Regions from separate parts of the Homo sapiens genome. Here region 1 is linked to region 2. The links are chromatin loops, found by intact Hi-C in ENCODE. Cell type or tissue: ascending aorta. All regions are shown on one strand.

What was found. Peaks named below come from ENCODE experiments on the same cell type or tissue, not always from the same donor. Only the 100,000 strongest peaks of a DNase experiment are listed, where the experiment ranks them.
Region 1: it touches region 2 in a loop (3-fold over the local background); 1 of 110 quality-filtered maps calls a loop at or near these places.

Annotation. Positions count from the first base shown.
Region 1 is chrX:63,917,735-63,920,234 of GRCh38, reverse strand. No RefSeq gene overlaps it. Among named protein-coding and RNA genes, the nearest start is that of MIR1468, 130 kb to the right of the region's middle. In ascending aorta, a CTCF peak has its summit at 1,454 (motif pointing right); a DNase peak (open chromatin) is centred at 1,432; H3K27ac peaks cover 1,826 bases.
Region 2 is chrX:63,656,858-63,659,357 of GRCh38, reverse strand. The region is part of intron 7 of ARHGEF9 (Cdc42 guanine nucleotide exchange factor 9); the gene reads left to right. Among named protein-coding and RNA genes, the nearest start is that of ARHGEF9-IT1, 13 kb to the left of the region's middle. In ascending aorta, no CTCF peak of the experiment used is centred here; DNase peaks (open chromatin) are centred at 277, 1,357 and 2,297; H3K27ac peaks cover 2,404 bases.

The DNA of each region.
Region 1 (2,500 bases), 260 kb before region 2:
TGATTGTCAGAAGCAGATGACAACTCCTGGTGGGGTGGGGTCAGGGAGCTGCAGAGATGAGGCTATTAGTCTTTACCCTAGGGATTTATCTGGGCTTATTTATAGGCCATGGGTAGAAAAATATACCCCTGAGATTGGCTTATGTCCCACCATCACCTCAGCAGCCACACTTACCTGTGGGATATAAGTGGCTCTCATGTTGCAGCTCTGATTCTTAAGGTCCCAACTAAACACTTGGGGCTAAAACTATTCCTGGGAAGGAGGATGACATCAGGACTCCATTTGGAAAGCCAGGTGTCATCTAGCTCTTCTTATATCTCTGACCCTCCTGGCTATGGGATCCAAGAATCATATTTATATCATAATTAGTACCTGATTTACCTCCATTTTTTCACTGCCAGTGTTCTGTGGGTTTCAAATAGTGCCCCCTTCACTGACCACCAAACTTCAGTTTGTTTTCTACTGCTCAATTTCTGTTCTTCTACCTTATTCTACACATATTCTTACAAGCCCCTCCCTCGAAGCTTTTAATCTGGAGGTTCCCAGGGCAGACCAATATCGTAGAAAGAGGATCAACTTTGGGATTGAACAGACTCAGGTTCAAATATTTGCTCTGCAAACTTGGGCAAGTTGTATAACCTCTCTGGACCTCAATTTCTCAATATGAGGGATGGGGTGCTGAATAACATCTTCACATGAAATAGAATCTATTGATGTTCCCAGCACAGTTCCTAGCACACAGGGGTGCTCAGTGATGGTAGTAGTTTTCTTCTCCCCACTGCCCTCCACCAATTCCATATGCCCAAGAGCTCTGCCCACTGTGGGGCCAACCTGAATCTGCCCTGGTACATGAGCTGCTTCTTCTAATTATTAATTGACTCACTCACTTGCTCATTCAACAAACATTGATTGAGCAAAATAGCAAAGCCTGTGGAGTTTGCATTCTGACAACCCAGTGCTGGAAAGGACAACAGTTTTGAAGTCAGACATGCTTGGACTTGAATTTTGGCTGTGCTTCTTACTACCTGTATGATCTGGAATAGGTCACTTTACCTCTTTGAGCCTCAGTTATTTATTTGTAACCTTGGGTTAATAGTTTATACCTCACAGACAATACTGTAGGCTAAAAAGAGCTAACAGACATGAAAGTGCTTTATAAGCTCTATCCAGGCCTGGGCTGGATAGGTACATAGTTGATATTCATGAATATCTATTGATACCAATATTAAAATTTAAGATTTGCTTTCCAAATGAAGTAGAGGGGTTCTTATACTTAAGAAAAACCTAACAAAATATAATCCCAAAAACAGACACACTGAAATAGTACCCACACACATGTCACCTCACATATTGGCTGAGCTCTACTCAAACCACTTGAGACTGGGCTGACTCAGAAGCCTGTTTAGGCAGAGGCATTCAAATCATTTCCCACTGAGGTTATGTCCCTCCCAGTAGGGGTCGCTCTGGGTTGGTCTTGATCTAGAGGGTTTTAGGATACACTTAGAAGAATTTAACACCACTGGAATGAATGGCCAGGAAGCAGTTGGAAGGAATATTAAATAGGACACTGGTTTCTGAGCAGGTAAGAAGAGCTGATGTATTTTTACTCTTTATTTGAGTATTTATCTGTTGATGGTACCAGTTAGCAACATTTGATAATTGAGCCAGGTGTCAGGAGACCTTAGTTATGTTGCTGAATTTCTGTGTGTATTTTTGTGTATCACATTATGACTACAATGTGATTTTTTGTGTGTAGTCAGTTCCAATCATTCCCCTCCTGTGAGCCTTAATATCCTCATTTTGGAAATGGAAGCATTGCTATTTGGCTGTCCTGGGAACACAGATTTTACTTTCTAATTGGGTCTGATTAGATATACCCTTGGTTTTTCCTCCTACCACCTGGTTTTTGGACACATCTACTGCTCACATTTCCTCTTAATGGGTGGGTTACAGAGAGGGGTGAAAATTTAGAACTGTTTATGATACTCTGGGGAAGTGTTGGGAGGGGCACGAAATTAGAGCTATTGGTGGAAACAAGGTTTTGACAATGTTTTCATATTTTAATTAACCAAGCTCTTCATGTCACCTAAGACTTCAAATAATGAGAATTGTTAGGAACTGGGATTCTTACTTTATAATTCCAGGCAGGAGCCTGAGGTTCTTCTTTTCCCAAGATATTCCCTGAGCAATGGAAGAAGGCCCAGCATACTTCAGATACTGGTTATGAATTTCTTCTTGACTAATTTCAGCCCTTTTTCTCTCTATTACTGGCCTTACATGAGTATACCCTTCCCTCTCATGCTCCACCACCCCAATCCTGTTGGTTCTGCAAGGTGGACCAGGGTGATCAGCAACCAAGTTTCTCCCAAAGGAGCTGAAGTTTGGTCTCAACCTAAAGAGTATTCTTTCACCACAGGTAACTTGGACCAGGCCTCCAAGATGCTAGAAACCCACAAGAACATTGGTGAATACTGGAAGCTCCAGGGACCAGGAAACAAGC
Region 2 (2,500 bases):
TGTTTTGAGCACCTGCTCACCGTGTCCCTGTGAAGGCACTCAGACTACCATTAACAAGTGGCATATGGGCAGCCTGGTTCCAACAAGACCACAGGCAACCAGGGTTCAAGAGGACTTTGTCCCCTTGCCATGTGCAGAGGACAACCAGAGGAAACTCTGGGGCTTTGTCAGCTGCTCTTCTCTGGACAATCCCTAAGTGAAGCAAGACCAAAGAAGATAGAGTGCTGGGCACAGCCTTTAATGGGCAGGCAAACTAAAAGCTGTGAGCAGCATGGTGGCTAAGTGCCAAGTGTGTGGTATGTCAGGGCCTTCACAATTGGTGTCAGAATTTGGAGAAGGGGAGCCACATCAGCTTGAGCAGTCAGAGAAAGTTTATTTCAGGAATAAGAATGTGTAAGTTTGACCTCGAAGGCTAAGATTGGAATAGGAAGCATAGTTGGGCCAGAGAGCAGCTATTAGTGTGACCCCAAATATATATCTGTTATTTTGGTGACAAATACCACCCTGTCCTGAAAGGATGTATAGAATTTCCAGGGACAGTGGGGCAGCTATGTAAATTGAAAAAATATTCAGAGTTACCCTTGCTTTGACTTATTTTTACTCACAATATTTAAATTATTTGGAAAGTTTAAATGAGCTAAAGGAGGTAGTGAGATGTTTTTCCTTTAAGTTTATCAAAAGAGGGTTTTAAGGACTATGAAACACTGGCCCAGGAGCAAGAAAGCTCAGGGCTGTATTTGGTGGACAAGTCTGGCCTCATGTCCTGGAAATGACATGTTTATATTAGAGCTTTATAGCTATTTTACAGAGTAAGGATAACTGTCTTCATTTCTTAGTTGAGGAAATTGGGGCTCAGAGAGGTTAACTGGCTTGTCCGTAACCATACAGCTGGTAGGTTAGGCAGCAAGGCATCAAACTCAGGGCTTCAGACTCTACATCATGCTCTTTCTTTTGTTCCATGCTGCTTACTGCTTATAGTCTTAGCTACTCTTTCTGATTGGAGTTCCTCAACTAGTAGGTCATTCTTAATTATTCCTATCACATCTTTACATTTGGCTTATGACAAATCTAGCGCCTGAAAACTCACATTTAACCCTCTGGGGGACCAGGGAGAACAGGCAAAGGGATAATTTTAGTAACACATCTCTCTAGCCCTGTTTCCCCACCACAGAAGCAGAAATTCTCTCTAGCTTCTTGTCATCCTTACATATCTAAAGAAACAATAGGAGATTCAATTGATGCTTTTAATGTAGCTCCAAGATCATGCATATTCTTTCTATTTTTGGGAACTAGCAAATGTGTTGAAAGCTCTCAATGACTATGACACACCAACTCGGAATGGGGGCGGAGCGGAAGGAGGCTGCGGACTGAAGTTAGCAACAAGGAAGTTGAGGCTGCCTGTTTTAGGCAATGTGGTCCGGTGAGAATGTGTGGTTCAGATCTGGCTTTCCAGGTTTGTATGTATTATATTATGTATGGTAAGGCACAATTCAAACCTTTCTGAGATCGAGATAAATTACATTCATACATTCTGCCTAGCTTATCCTGCTTTTGTACTTAGATTAGCCTGATAGGGCCCACTTTTTATACATGTGTCTCAAAAAGTGTTCCTGAGAATTGTGGAACTCAGTGTATGGGAATCACTCTATCCTTTTGGCCAGGATTGAGCTTGTGCACACTGAACATGGTAAAAGGAACCCAGGTTCTGAAATAGGCTTGGGGCAACATTGGCCCTCTCTGTATAGCTGAACTCTTCCTCTCCTGTGAACTTGATCCTGGGGACAACCAATAGATCAGAATCCATCTATATTCTTTTCTTATTTATATGAACAATCATTATGGGAGGAAAAAAGTAACATGATTGTTATTTTTTCAAAAGCAATTCAACGACATCTGTATTTTCCAGCCTGGGCCTTTGAGGTTGACAGAGCTATGCTGGGAAACCTTGCTATGCTGGGAATCCTGCAAGGTAGCCTTTCCCAGCCCAACTGAAAATCTCAGTATACCGCACAATGTGAAGAGTTAGGATTGGGAATGTGAGTGGGCAAAAGAAGATCCTTCATAGGGAGCACACAGCTGAGAAGTGAGTCAAGTTAGGCAATTCAGTAGAATGGAAATGGTTTAATTGAACTGTAAAATGCTAATAAAAATTAATGAGCATTTCTGACTCTGTCCAGCTGACTGAAAGAGCAGATAAAGCAGAGAGGAGGGAGAGCTGGCCCGAAGATATCTGTCAGGACAGGACTCATAGGGGCCTTCCTCAACCTGACTCAGCCATACCACATCTCCCAGCAGTGGATGTGTTCTCAGAGGAGGCTGAGGGCAGCGCCAAGAGGAGGAGGGGCTGAAAGGCCACTCCAAGATATTTATAAGATCTGACATTCCATAGGCCTATATGTCATTTCTTCCATCCCTCTATTTTCCTTTTTAACTTATGAAATATTTGACATTCAAAAAGATATAAAAATAATATAATGAGTACCCACGTGTTTACTATCCG